Linked DNA regions of Homo sapiens: all the other regions are linked to region 1. Evidence: read pairs that join two places in POLR2A ChIA-PET (ENCODE). Cell type or tissue: OCI-LY7. All regions are shown on one strand. Each heading gives the region's core, and the rest is flanking DNA. Links, peaks and the distances in the headings are about the cores only.

The links. ChIA-PET counts read pairs that join two places held together with the same protein. Peaks named below come from ENCODE experiments on the same cell type or tissue, not always from the same donor. Only the 100,000 strongest peaks of a DNase experiment are listed, where the experiment ranks them.
Region 2: POLR2A ChIA-PET joins it to region 1 with 5 read pairs; 15 of 35 experiments call an interaction of 5 or more read pairs at or near these places.
Region 3: POLR2A ChIA-PET joins it to region 1 with 5 read pairs; 4 of 35 experiments call an interaction of 5 or more read pairs at or near these places.

What each region holds. Positions count from the first base shown.
Region 1 is chr5:173,870,318-173,875,728 of GRCh38, reverse strand. No RefSeq gene overlaps it. Among named protein-coding and RNA genes, the nearest start is that of CPEB4, 15 kb to the left of the region's middle. RefSeq lists a silencer at 655-813. In OCI-LY7, for the core only: no CTCF peak of the experiment used is centred there; a DNase peak (open chromatin) is centred at 3,358; H3K4me3 peaks cover 516 bases; H3K27ac peaks cover 358 bases.
Region 2 is chr5:173,752,345-173,757,970 of GRCh38, reverse strand. No RefSeq gene overlaps it. Among named protein-coding and RNA genes, the nearest start is that of LINC01484, 8.9 kb to the right of the region's middle. In OCI-LY7, for the core only: no CTCF peak of the experiment used is centred there; no DNase peak of the experiment used is centred there.
Region 3 is chr5:173,705,683-173,709,682 of GRCh38, reverse strand. It overlaps LINC01942 (long intergenic non-protein coding RNA 1942), which reads right to left. Exons shown (of 3, transcript NR_146727.1): 3 at 3,834-4,000. LINC01484 (long intergenic non-protein coding RNA 1484) reads left to right here. Exons shown (of 3, transcript NR_108027.1): 3 at 1,808-2,084. LOC107984118 (a long non-coding RNA gene) reads left to right here. Exons shown (of 2, transcript XR_007059059.1): 2 at 1-1,610. Among named protein-coding and RNA genes, the nearest start is that of LINC01942, 18 kb to the right of the region's middle. RefSeq lists an enhancer at 1,958-2,458. In OCI-LY7, for the core only: no CTCF peak of the experiment used is centred there; a DNase peak (open chromatin) is centred at 2,152; H3K4me3 peaks cover 1,539 bases; H3K27ac peaks cover 2,490 bases.

The DNA of each region.
Region 1 (5,411 bases), core at 1,412-5,411:
TTATTAGCCATCTAATGTTTTTGCAGCCTTTTTTCTGTGAAGCTCTCTACGAAAAAAGCTGCATGTGGTTGGTCCCTTCTCTTTGGAAACCGACAGACTGCCATTCGAGCACATTTGTCATTCAGTCAGTGGTCCATATTTATCAGTTGACACCCAAATGCTGCACCATTGAAAGCCCAAGACTGTCCATTTTAACGGGGTAGAGATGACTAAATTCCAAATTGCAGTAAGCATGACAAGCCAATAAATAAGGGTGCCATGGGGACACTGAAGAGAGGTTGCTTTACACAGCCTGCACTCTAGGGAGGGCTTCCAAGAAGAGGGGACATGTGAGCTCTATCTGGAAAGATGAGCAGGGTCTTGGCAGGTGCTGAAGGGAACCAGGTGTCAGGTTGGGGCTCTGAAAGGGTGGGGCTGGGTGAAGGGGAAAGTGCCTAACCTGCATTCATTGACTGTGTACTGCAGGTGAGTGGGCCACCCTGGGCCCAGAGCAGATGGAGATGGAGGGAATGAATGAAGACATGAAAAGACCTTTGGGTGACATCCTACATAATAGAACACTTTAGAATTACATCCTTGATAATTAAGCCCAAATCCACAACATTCTAGAATATTCCTAATAAAAGTAATTTAAAATGTCCTCTACAACTTGGATTCTTTTTTTTTTTTTTTTTTTTTTTTGAGATGGAATTTCGCTATGTTGCCCAGGCTGGAGTGCAGTGGCGTGATCTCGGCTCACTGCAATCTCCCCCTCCTGGGTTCAAGCAATCCTCCTGCCTCAGCCTCCTGAGCAGCTGGGATTACAGGCACACACCACCATACCTGGCTAATTTTTGTATTTTTAGAAGAGACGGGGTTTTACCATGTTGGCCAGGCTGGTCTCGAACTCCTGACCTGAAGTGATCTGCCCGCCTCAGCCTCCCAAAGTGCTGGGATTACAAGTGTGAGCCACCATGCCCAGCCTAATTTGGCATCTATTAAAATTAAAAGTGTGCATATCCCATGACCCAGTAATTATACCATTTGATTTCAAGTAGAGAAAAATCTTGTTCAAATCGCTTGTGTAAAAGTGTTTATATTGCATCACTATTTGTAAACATGAAAAAATTGGGAGGATCCAAATATGTAGCCTATATGTAGCCCATGGAAACATATGGAAAGTTAGACAGCATGAGGTAGATTTATATGCACAAAGGAAGAGCTCCAAGACAGACAGCTGAAGGCAATAAACAAGTCACATAATACCTATACATTATGACACCATTTATGTAAAAAATTCACACACAAAAATACTACATTTTCTACGGTTATAGAAGTATGCAAGTTTTTAATACTTTATAGGTAATGCAATTTTATGTAAGAACACAGATAACTAAATAAATGCATTGTTAGAGGACATTTGTTAAGCTGAAAACTGTGGCTACCTCAGGGATTGGAGGGGGTGGTTAAAAGAGACTTAGGCCTTACTTTCTTAAATTTTGTACAAGGAGAGTGTATTCCTGTGAATTACTTGTGCAATTAAAGACTAAATAAGATAGTGAAAATGTTCTAACTTTCAGGATAAATCAATACCACCTATTTGGAAACAAATCAAGCAACATGAAACAAGATACTCTCAGATGTTCCTACCCTGTGGCCCATTAGTTTTCCTTTTAGGACTCCATCCAAAGGAAATAACCCCAGAGAGTTGCAAAGATTTTCACAGAAAGATGTTCAATGCAGTATTATTTATAATGGGGAAAAAATTGGCCATTTGAAATGTTCAATAATGGGTGAAAGCTTAGGTAGTAAGATTACATAGTAGAATGCTGGTTACCCACTAAAAGCTTGCTGTGGAAGAATTTTTATTAACTTGTGAAAAGGTTAACAAAATAGTATTAAGTCAAAATATAAAAATATGAATGCAGTATGATCTCCGATATGATGTAAGTACAAATGCCCATGGGGTTATGGGAAGGGATCCAGGAGAGCCATTTGACCAGGTCTTATGTTCACTAATTGAGACTTTGGACGTGACCTGTAAATGCAGTTATACAATAATCACAGGAATACTCTAAACACTGTCACACACAGTCACAGATACACTGTTGTAAGAGTCACATGATAAATGGCAAGAGTATATCTGTGCACAATATATCAAGAATATACACATTTAAAATACGGCACAATGGTTTTCATTCTGTTTTAGTATTGCTTCACACTCAGAGCTTCACAAATAGAGGAAGCCCAGGTCACTCTCCCTCTTGGAGAAGACCTGTTCTGCCACAGGCACAAGGGGCCAGAAGCAAACACCCCAAATGTCAGTGTGCATGCGGGTAGTCTCATGCTAGTGGGATTATAGATTGAATTTTAATGGATAGTTTTCTGCTTTTTCTAAATCTTCTACAATGAGCATGTGTATTTCTTTCAGAATGTAAAAAGAGCTTCTACAGTGAAAAAAAAAAAAAAAAACAGAAGAGGAAACGTCCTCCTTTAAAACACAAAAGCAGCGCCTGGCTCTAGAATGTGCCACATCAGGATGTGTCTGGGTGGAGACCTCAGCAGGCTGGCACCAGGGCTGGACAGAAAAAATACAGCTGGACCCTACTCCAGCGTGTCACAGAAAGGCCAGTGGCGACGCCTGCCCCACGTTGCCCTTCTAGGTGAGTCCAGAGCAGTGCTGTTGGCCAGAGGGGCAAGATGATTCAGGTTCAAAGCTGGGCCGAATCAGAGGGGCAAGACGAGTAAGGTTCAAAGCTGAGCCGAATCAGAGGGGCAAGAGGATTCAGGTTCAAAGCTGGGCCGAATGTTTGCAGGGGTCTGGGAGACAACCCAGGCTCCTGACAGGCTGCATGAACCTGAGGCCCTGGCTCAGTGGCTCTAAACCAGCGTGTGTGACAGCTCAGAGGCAAGGAGGAACCACACATTTGCAGGGGCAAATGGGATAACCAGTTTAGGCTGGTAAATAAATCCCTTTATCAAGGGACTTCAGAACAGAGGACTTATTTGCATGGTAGACAAGCTGCACATGGATGATGGGCGCAATAGAGTAAGATACAAGAATCACTAGATTATGGTGGAATCTCTTATTAATGGAGTTGGGCCTCTGGGAGCGTGTGTGTGTGTGTGTGTGTGTGTGTGTGTGTGTGTGTGTGTGTGTCTGTGTGTGTGTGTGTGATAACCCCTTCCAACCACCACTCTCCGCCCCTACCCCCATGCTTTTTCTTCCCACTAACAAAGCGGGTGTAACTGGTTCCATCAGCAGAGCAAACACAAGGCCTTTGGTTTTTCTCCTTGTGAGGAAATCACTCCTGCCTCCTCACCGGAGAAGCACAAACGCTGATGGGTCAGAGAGCAAACTGAGTTTCTAGTGCCGAGCAGCTGGGGCCAGGAGCCAGAACCCTCATTAGAGGAAGCTGCTACTATTTCCAGGCTGTGTCTATTCAGTGAAAGCAGGTCATTACAAACACAGCACGTTTTTGCATATTAACCAAATTAAAATAATAATATGTTCTCTCCTTTCATGTGCTATACTGATAAATCCCAATTTATGAATGAAACATGCTGATTAGTTAGTTAAAAAATAATTAGTCCCAGAATGTGCCTCTAAGTTGGAGACTTAATGAATGCACACAAATACGTTCTTCCAAGTTCTCAGCAGATTAGTCTTTTAAAGGAAAATATTCATAAGATGCATTCATGAGAGACAAATGATGAAGTAGCCTGATTTTATTTTTCTTTCTTTCTCCCAGTGTGGGATAATATTTGGATGTTATTTAGGGCCTTGTCAGGCTGAGTCACCTTAGAAAAACGGGTCCAAGTAATGGTCCTCATCCTTGATTAGGTTCTGATGTTCAGATGTCAAAAGAGAGGTCTCAGCTCGGTAGCTCCTTCGTGCCCTGGAGAGAGCTTTCCAGCTCTGTTATGGAGCCTTCATTTCTGGGAGCCAAAAATTAACCACAGAAAGACCAGGGTGGTGGAAAGCCAAGGGATGGCATCCACAACACCAGAGTGTGGTCTTTTTGGTCTTCATCATGTTCCCATAGCTGAGAAAACCACTATTGGCTTTCAGATAATATCTGGTTGCTTTGGCCACTGAAAATCAGAAGATACTTGGCATTCCAAGCACAAAGGGGCACAAAGATGGCTGCCAAGGCAAGGGTCTTTAACCCACAGACCAGCTGGCCATTCCTAACCTGGAGGCTGCCCTGGGCATAATTGCACCTTCCTGGGGCCAGTACATTCCAAAGACAACACGGACTGCATTGATATTGTAAAAATCATCTTCAACAATTTCCTAACTTGTCTATCAATGTGCATGATACAGGAAGAGTGATTGTTTAATGTCCATGGTTGGACCAGATACATCACTGTTTCTTTGATTGAGCCCAAGTAAAGTAGGGGGCTTGCATTTAGGAACTTTGTTGTATGGAAATCATGTGGACACCTAGACATATTGGCCATGAGAGGCCCAAAGGAACTGAGAGGAGTGAAGGCAACCTTTTTAGATTCAGGCTCTGCCCCACGTTTACTCCATGGCATAGATCATGATGAGAAGAATGGCCCATGTTCTTAAAATTTCCTTTCCCACCACCCCCGCAAATGTGTATAGCAAAATTCACGTAAGTTAAATGGCCGTACTCTCCTCTAGGATTTGAGATAAGAGAATGAGATTTGGGGTCAGAAAGGCCTGGCTGTACAAACTGTTACCTTATTTCTCTGAGTTTCAACATGCATATCTGTAACTCTGGGGTAATACTAATACCTGTCTAACACGCTCTCTGTGCCTGGGACTGCTCTAGGTTCCTCACTCATACAATATAGACAATTTAGCTAGCCCTGATGGGAAGGATAGAATAATATAATCTGCGTAAAGTTCTGGCACATCTCAGACTGCAATAAATGGTAGCTATCTTATTGCCTCCCTGCTGCTCTTCAGCCTCACCCTCTATGCCCCCCTACCACACATTTTCCACTTCATTCATTGACTCATTATTCTTTTATTAATTCAACAGATACCTACTGACCACTCTGGGCCTCCGAGGGATCAGCGATGGAGAGGTCCTGATAGTTCCCCTAATGGACTTTCTCTCCTGCCTCTCTGCCTTTACTGTTCCCTTGGCCCGAAACTGCCACATCTCAAATATGCCTGCCTCACAAACATGCCCTTTACACCTCAGCTCAGTCTTCACCTCCTCCATGAAGCTTTCTCTTATTCTACCATGAGCTGATAGTCACCAAATCCCATGTAAAGGCTGGAGTCCATTCCAATGGGTCATGGAATCATTCTATCTGGTCAGTCAGTACCAGTGGTAACATATCGTGAAAATCCCCTCTGATCCCACCTGCCCCCTCCCCACTCTATGTATATTTCCTTTGCTCTATTAGTGTCTTGTCTTGTCTTTTTTTTTTTTTTTTTTTTTTTGAGACAG
Region 2 (5,626 bases), core at 720-4,719, 120 kb after region 1:
TCCCTCTTAAAGAGGCAGACACACTGGCTTCAGTAAAGGACCTCCACTCCCAAGCCAATGCATCCCCAGCCTTTACCAGGACAAGCCTAACAAAGAAAAGGCCACACAACAGGGGTTTCTGGTAGCAACACAAGTCTATTTCAAACCTCGGATTAGAGTATCCGAAAGAATTACCTGTTCCAAGCAAACACGTTCCCACCCTCTGGCAGAAATGCGGTTGGAGCAGCCTGACGCCACGGCAGACTCCAAATACTCTCCACTGAAGCTTGCTTTATCCTGTTTGAAACTCCTCTGTCTGTCCCCAGAGAGTCTGGAAATACACTCTTTCTAGGAGCTGATGGAAAATTAACCCACATTATGAGAGAGCTAGTTGATGCTGCATTGGGGACAGGAAGGTCCATTTGAAAGGGGGAAAAAACAACAACAAAAAAAAAACATGTTCTTTGTAACCAGGACAAGGCTAACCATGCCTCCTCTCTATTGGTCCAAATCTATGCCAGCCTCCCACTGGCATCTGCGGGTGTGCTGAGAGCAAGCTATGGATTTCTATAGAGATTGTCACCATGGTACTAGGTATCTTATTCTGTTATGTCAAGAGGAAAAATAATCAAAAGGTCAAAGGAAGAAAATCTGCCAGAGGGCTTTTCTGTCTACAAATATTTATTAATGCTTTGGTGTGTTCCCGGCATCACATTAGATGCTAGCAATAGCAAGATAGGCCCAGAGAACTCACCTGTATTGCAAATCCACCGTGCGGCTATAACACAAGCCTAGCCACTGTTTATCCGTGATCCCATTTCTCTCTCATGGCAGCATTGAAAGGGCAACAGCATAATCCCTATTTTCTCAATTGGGGGATAAAATGAAGTGTAAGTGACTGCCCAGGTGCATCTAGAATTTGGGATGAAGGGTGTGGTCTGGACCAGGCCATCTCACTTGGAAATAGACAGTATGTGCGGTGGGGATTTGGAATATAAATGAATGAAAGGTCTAAGATGTGAGACAAGGGAGCCCACAAGGGTGTTGAGCACCTGCACCTAGCCACAGGGAGACTCTCTTGCCTCCCATTGGCTTGAGAGGCAGGAAAGGAAACTGCATTACCAGAGTCAGGTGGGGGCTGCAGTGGAGGAAGGGGCCTGGGCTTGGAGCAGGTGAGGGTTGGGCAGAGAATGGACAGTGGGTGAGATGGGAAATCAGGAGTCGTCGGCACAGATACGCTTCCTGACCAAGCTTGGGTCATGGTCCCCACCCTGGTGTTGAAGGCCTGGGACAGGGGATGCACCCCTGTAGTCATTAATCAGTTATCACTGCACTAATTCTGGGAAACAACTACAAAACTCAGTGGCTTATGCTAACAAGCCTTTCTATTTCTTACTCATGAATCTGAGAAAAAGTTGTGTCCCTGCTGGGAGGGACTGGGCTTGACTCTAGACTAATGTTGGGTTTGGGTCTGTACCGTGTCCCTCTCATCCTGTATAGACCAGGACACATGTTTTTCTCACCGGATAATAGGGGCACAGAAGACCAAATCACACAAACACATTTAGAGCCTCTGCTCAGCTCGCAAACACTCATGTGCCACCGGTTCACAAGAGTCACATGGCCAAGCTCGACTTCAGTCCCTTGGAGAGACAAATTCTCCCCTTCAATGGAGAGATACTGAAAAGTCATGTGATGAAGGGCATGGATGTCTAATTCTCTTAAAGGGGAATGAAGAATCGAAAGCAATATTCCAATCTATTCTATTCCCCAAAGTAAATAAAATGTTAACCCCAAACAAGAAATAAACGTAGGTTGAAAACCACCAATGCCCACCACAATGGTTTTGCGTAATACCCACTCGGACAAGTTGAAGAAGTTTGGTGGCAGGGGGCGGGAGTGAAGATATTTTCACTGGATTCTTTCTTGTCCTTGGGTCAAGACATGAAAAGTGCTGGTCAGTGCGACCATAGAGACTGGGATGGGGCAGGTCTCTGATGGAGACTTCAGGAGTCTGAACACAACACTGTCCCATTTGTGACATTTATGAATGCCATGATGATGAAATTCAGAGAAATGATGAAGTTGGGGATCATACCCCAACTCTGGGTCCTGAAACATTTGGAACTCCAACATATTATGAATGTCACGTCTGAGAAACTGAATCCAAACTCACTATTTTCACAGTGGTTGTTATCGGTCCTGCCCATTGGGCTTCAAAACCTGACCACATGGGCAAAAAGATTGGGAGATTTTGCTTAGTTCTGTGATCCTAATTATAGCCCTTCTCTGAACCTCAGTTGACTCATTTGCAAAATGGGACTAATAAGACCTGCTTCAGAGACATATGGAGACAACTCAAAGCAACACTGTGTGTGAACTAAGCTTGGAACCCATGAGGTGCTCAATGCATGTTGGTGCCTAGGCACCCTCCCCTTTGAAGCACGCCCATAACTGGTGGTTCCAGAGGACTCAAAGATCATGTTTTGTAGGGTGTGCCCAACAGAAAAGCTGATGAAGCAAGCACTCACTATTGGAGATGGGAAGCCTGCTCATTCCCGCACTTTAGCCCTCATTGGAAGTGGCCCATTCGACTTCAGGCATACTGCTTAAAGGGACACTTTGACAAAGGGTAGCAGGTTCAGCAAGAGCCACAGGAGAAAAAAAAAAAGGAACTCAACATCCTTTCTAATAAAAAAAAGTTGGAAGAGCAGAGGAGCATTAGGAAAGACAGAAATATAATGCCAAATATTTGCCAGAGTGACTTCTATTTTGAGAATATAGAACACTATCAGATGCAAATGGCAGGCTGGGGATTTTAGCTCAAAGTAGGGAAGGAATTTGCACCCATAACAGTTGCCTGAGTTTAGAACACACGGCCTTATCATGGGGCTTGGGTCAGACATATCTAGTTCAAATCCTGCCCTAGCTCCTCACTCCTCAGACAGCCTTGGGGCAAACATGTCTACTTCTCTAGGCTTCAGTCCAGACCAGAGTTTTGATCACATTAAAAGCTAAGAAAGGGGCAACAGACGACAAAGATTCTTGGATTTGGCCTTCCAATCATTCCCCCAACCCCCAGAACCAGAGACAAGGCAGAAGCCATAGGAGGGGAAATACTGATCCTCCTGGTGCCAGAGGACACGGAACAATGGGAAGGTCATGGTTTATCGCCTGCACCTTGCAAGATGGCAGGTTCACAAGAGAGAGTGAAGGAGAAGGCAGCATTTGCCTGGTTCACGCCATCTCTCCAGGACCAAGCACAAGACCTGACATAATGGCAGCCCTTGATCAATATTGGAAAGCAAGAAAGAAGGCAGGAGGGAAGGGAAGGGAAGGGAAGGGGAGAGAAGGGGAGGGGATGGGAGGCATTCTATGTGCTAAGCCCTCCACTTTACAGAATCTAACCTTCCCAAGTACCTGGTAAATCAGGAATTATTATCCCTTATTTTCCCAATATGTGGAAATTGGGCTTAGCAATTTACCTTTTGCAATTTATGTGACCTTGCGATTTGCCTTTTGCAATTTATGTAACCTCTCTGTGCCTCAGTTTCCTCATCTGAAAAATAGGAGGGATAATAATAACATATTTTGGCTCATAGACTTGTCATGTGAGTGCCTTGTCTGAGACACGATGAACTCAGATTCAATTAAGTTATTATTATCACATTGCAAAAGGCAGCTTTGGGACTCAAGACCTGGTCTTTCTGATTGAAAGATTCTTTTTACCTTACCATGCACTTCTGCAAACAAACATTTAAAAGAGTCTACACTGTAATCAATGCCCAATATATAAATTAATTTCCATTTAGTTTCCTTCTCCCAAGTTGAGGCCTGAGCACAATTTTGATAAGCTACAGATTTATAAATTACTCAGAGCTGGATTTACTGGGGAAGGGTGGTGAAAATGTGGCACAGGGCAGAGGAGGAGAAGTAATTCCTATAAAGTAGTGTCAAAGCAATAAATGCAGATCGTGGGATTCATGGTGATGACAGCTCATCGGCTTCCATGAATATTTGATCAGGTTGGGTTGCAGGAGTGTGGCCTGGAATTTCCAGGCAGGCTGTGACTTGGGCTTATAAATAGTGAACATGCAGGAATGAAACGGACTCCCAAACCTGAGTATCCCTCCCACCAGAAATTTGTGCTGCGTCAACTGGGGGAAGGTGGTGGGTCAACTAGAGGGACCAAGGGGCGAGGAGGAAGAGGGGAGCTGCTAATCACCCACCATCACCCCACGCCTCTACCCTGCTCCCTCCAGTGCCCCCAAATGACCAGTGGTTCCCCTGGCACTGATCTGAGATGGCGCCATTAACAAGGGCCAGAAGCCATTTAGTCTGCGTTGGAATAGCTGGGATAGTGTGAGCCAATCTCCAAGCCCCAGGCTGTTTTCCAGCCCTCTCAGGAGCAGCTCAGGTTTCTGGCCCAGTGAATGGCGCAAGCTGGGGCCTCTCTAAGCAGATCCGGTTACGCTCCCGCACTGCCTGCCGAAGCCAGGGACACTCCGTTAGAGGAGATCAGACTCTGGCTTGTTGGTGACCCTGAAGTGAGGGCCTATCAGCCCTAACCATCTCCACTGCTGCATCCAGGCTTATGACTGTGACCTGAACCTTTGCTTAAGGGGGAGACCATGGACGCAGGAAAATTTGGTTTTCCAAATTTCCAAATCCTAGATCTGCCACTTTCTAGCTCAGGGACTTCAGCAATCCTTTAGCCTCTCTGAGTTTCAGTTTTCTCATCCTTAGTGTAGGGATAATATAAGTATCCAGCTTGTGCCTTTATCAGGAGATATAAGTGAGATGGGCCATGCAAAAATTATTTTGCTCAGTGCTTAGCTCATACTACGTGCTTCATAAATATTAGCTACTTTTATATTTTGTTATCATTGCTGCTGCTAAGAGTATGTTTCTAGGAAACAGAATTTTGTGCCACATTGGCCAAGGTAATCTTTTTTAGACTCAAATGGAAAAATGAGATCTTGTAGTGTCCAACTATTTCTTAGGGACAGACTGCAGCCCAGATAAGCAACTTCCTCCAGGTCACACAGTTAGCTGGGGGCAAAGCTGAGCCTGAAACCAGGCCATGTGAGCCACATTCTCCTCCTCCTCCTTGTTGTACACTATCCAGTGTACAAAATGTTTTCGCATTTATCTGTCTCCATCATGCCATGCCGCAGCAACACACATGCAGAACAAAGAGAACTGGGCCCGTGCAGCCTTGTCTGCCTCACTCACAGTGCATTCTGGGAAACTCCTCCAAGCCCTGGGAAGCCTTGTCAATTAGCATCCTTCTGGCAGGCTTTTTAACGTCCAAAGGAAATCAGCATAGTCAATCTCTTCAGGATTTTAGTTTGAACTTTAATTTCAGCCCCAAGCCTCAACAATATCTCTGTTCTTTGCTCCCTCCATTTCATTTTTTTTTTTTTAAGACAGGGTCTCAGTCTGTCTCCCAGGCTGGAGTGCAGGGGCGCAATCACAGCTCACTTCAGCCTCTGCCTTCTGGGCTCAAGTGATCCTCCCATCTCTGCTTCCCGAGTAGCAGGGACTACAGGTATGTGCCACAATGCTTGGCTAATTTTTGTATTTTTTGTGGAGACGGGGTTTCACCATGTTGCCCAGGCTGGTCTTGAACTCCTGAGCTCAAGTG
Region 3 (4,000 bases), core at 1-4,000, 160 kb after region 1:
GTACTCAGTACAGGTTAACATTTATTCATTCACTCGATAACCATTTGCAGCACAGCTACCATATGCCAGGCAGTGTTCTAGGCACTTAGAATACATAGATGAGCAAAACAGGCAAAACCTTTCCCTCAGGGCGTTACCATTTGAGTGCCACCATGCCACGGCTGGTACAGTTGCTATTGAGACAAACAAAATAAGACCCAGTTTTTGCCTTTGGGGAGTAGGTAGTCTAGTGGAGGAGGCACATACACAGAAAATTCCAAAGTACTGTGGAAATCTCAGGGTACTTTGATAGGGATTACCAGAGGAGCTGTGAGAATAAAGGCTGGATATCAGGGAAGGCTTCCTGGAAGAGGTGTTGCCTGAAATGAGCCTGGAAGGATCACTTAGGGACAGAAAAGTCATTCCGTGTAGAATTCATGGTGAGTGACAGAGCCTAAACCCAGTCTCTTTTGCATGCTGAGCACTGAGACCCAGACGCTGGTGCTCAGACCTGATGACTTATTTTCCCAGGTACAGCTTGAGCAAAGACACAGAAGCAGAAGGCAGGTTTTTGGTTCCATGAACTCTACATCTGGCTACATACAAATGGTGAAGAGGAACAGGGAGAAACATGGTTGAAAAGAACAGGCTTGGACTTCAGGAAGCAGTAAAATGAGCGAATGCCATTTATGGTTACAAAGATAACTCAGCTGGGGGCCAAACAGAGACTGAAATGGAGTGGGTGAGGATGGAGGCCGGGAGGAGATGGCTGCAGAGGTCCCAGCAATGACAGTGGTTGTGGGAAGGGGCAACCCCAAGTCTTGTGCTCCCAACTGCAAATCCAGTGCTTTTTCTAAAAAAATATTTAAATAATTTATTTATTTTTGAGATGGAGTCTCGCTCTGTCACCCAGGCTGGAGTGCAGTGACACAATGTCGGCTCGTGCAACCTCTGCCCCCCGGGTTCAAGCGATTCTCCTGCCTCAGCCTCCCAAGTAGCTGGGATTACAGACGCACGCCTCCACGCCTGGCTAATTTTTTATATTTTTGGTAGAGATGGGGTTTCACCATGTTGCCCAGGCTGGTCTCGAACTCCTGACTTCAAGTGATCCACCCACCTCGGCCTCCCAAAGTACTAGGATGACAGGCGTGAGCCACTGTGCCCAGCCTTATTTTTTTTTTTAATTTATATTTTCAGAGGCAAACGATCCTTGCTCATTAAAAAAAGGAAATAGAAATTCAAAACAAAAATGCCTGTATCTGATGGGAAAGATGAGCCCAATGTTCTTTTTTAAAAAACCTTTATTATGAAATATTTCAACTGAACATATGCAGTTTATATTGTTATAAAGCATAACAAGCAATCAAACAGCTGTGAACCCACCACTCCATGTCAGAACTAGAACTTCCCAAAGCAGTCGGAGCTGAGGTGAGATCCACTCTGATGCCCTTCCCCAACTCCACGCCACCCCCCAAGACCTGACCACCTGATTACTCTGGGATTTCATTTTTGTCTCGTTCCCTTGCTTTGCTTTATGTCTTTACCAAATGTGAATGTGTGCCTAAACAATACAGTGCTCGATTTGCTTGTGTTTAAGCTTTATTACAAATATAACTTTGATCCTTCTGCTACTTGCAATTCTAAATTTGATATTACGAGTCTCAGCCTCATCGGCGTTGATGCGTGTGACCGACATTGATTCACTCTCACCAGTACGTGGTGTGTTCCGTTGCATGCATGCACCCCTGCTGGGGTATCCATTCTCCTGTTGGTGGACCTTTGGGTGGTATTAGTTGCTGGTCATCTCCATGGTGCTGTCCTCTTGCAGGTCTCCAGGACACATGTGCATGAGTTCCTCTAGGAAACCACGGTGTACAACTGCTGGGTTGCAGGCCCAGGGTTCTTTCCACTTCTCTATCCTCCCAAGTAGGGTCCAGCTGGCCTTAGTGCTGCCATGCTGAGAGCTCTGGGAGGGGCAACCCAGGGCAGACAGGCCCAGGCCAGCCACCCTGCCCCAGGCATTTCCCAGGACTCATCAGGCACCCAGCGGCCCCTCAGCAGTGAGCAATACCAGAAATCTGCCAGCTGGCTACTAACTGGGTCACAAGAGAGTACTGCTGTCTCACTCAGGGTGCGTTCCATTTCCTTCAGCACTTGCGCCAAGTAAGGCTGTGTTCACAGGCCACAAGACCCAAGGGAGATGGAAATCAGCTCACAGATGCTGAGCTGACTGCACACCAGGCAGTGTGCAAAGCACCTTACACATATAACTCACTTAATCCTCATCCCTGACTGCACGAGGTGGGCACTATTATTAACCCCACTTTACAGATAAGAAACTGAGGCGCAGGAAGTTGAAAATTTTGCCCAGACCAACACGTACAACTTCAAATCCAGACAGCCTGGCCGCTCTGCTCCTACTACTCTGCTACCCCATCTCTCAAGAGGGGAAAAGGACTAGCTCCTTGCCCAATCCTGAGGTTGTCAGCATTCTTTTACTGGCAAGGAAAACAAATGGAACTTCAATGAATATATGTAGAAAGAAAGACTTATTAGCTGACAAAAATCAATAGAGAAAAGACAGGTTAGAAGCAGATCTCAGGGCCCACTGGGTCCAGGGAGGCGAAAGCGCCCCTCCTTCTCCGTCTTCCTCCTCCACGTCTCTCTTTGTGCTGTTTTCATTCTTTCCTATTGCAAAAGGGCCTCCTCCCCTGGGCAGGTAGGTGGCTGCCTGCAACTCTCACCTCACCTTCTCACAGATCTGCCTATTTCTATTTTAAAATACAAACAAACCAAAAGCCAGAGAAGGTTCCTGACAGGCCCAGGAAAGGATGTGATTAGCTTAGTCTGGGCCACCTGCCCATTTTTTATGGACTAAATGTTTGTGTGTCTCCAAATTGGTATGTGGAAGCCCTACCCCCAGTGTGACAGTATTAGGAAGTGGGGCCTCTGAAAGGTCATTAGGTTTCAATGAGGTCATGAGGGTGGGGGGATCCATGATGGAATTAGTGCCGTTATAAGAAAAGGAAGAGACACCAGAGTTTTCTCTCCACCATGTGAGGTTACAGCAAGAAGGCAGCTGTCTGCAAGCCTGAAGAGAGCCCTTACCAGGAGCCAAATCTGCCAGCACCCTGATCTTGGACTTCCAGAACTGTGAGAAATAAATTCCTGTTCCTGAAGCCACTCAGTCCGTGGGATTCTATTAGCAGTCGGGACTGACTTGGACACTGTTCCTGGAGCAACGCTAGTGGCCTGGGGAAGCTGGGCCCTGGGACTGGTGCAGGGAGGGCCACAGTCCCAGCCTATAGCAGCTGAAGCTGCATTTGTCCCCAGGAAGAGGACATCACAGACACAACCCCAGAGGCAGTGGGAGGGGGCATGATTGATTGGGAGCAAGGCAACAGTCTAACAGGGCCCATCTGTGCCCAGGAGTGGGAGAAGCTCCTGGCCATGAAGAGAGCCCTCACCAGAGGCCAAACCTACTAGGACCTTGATCTTGGACTTCCAGCCTCCTCCCTGGAAACACGTGACAGCACATATGGGTGGTCTCCCTTCTTGAGCGAGGCCTGAGTCTTCACCCAGGATCCAACTAGACTGAAAAGAACTGTCTCCCTAACAGCACTCCATCAGCATTCAGAGAAAAGAGATTTCCACCTGGTGTTTTTAACCAACACAACCTCCTTCTACACCCTAACCCATAGAGGGCCCTGGGACCAGTATAAGAAGTGTGGGTGTTAAGCTGGGACTGCTAGAAGGAGCAGCAGCCCCATGGGAGCAGGGCAGGAGGGTCCCCTCTTGACCTGCTGACTGCAAACACTGCAGCCGGAGAGACACTCACTCAGGCCACGGTGGGGAGGCCCAGGGGAGGCACGTGTCCTCATTCTGCTAAGGCGATAGGGCTCGGGCACAGGACAGGCGATTTGACATCAGAAAATCCTGCAGGGGCTGGCCTGGCCTCTAGATGCACGTCCTCCCCTTCAGACCCACCCCACACTCACCCAGCCCTGGGCTCCGGCCACTC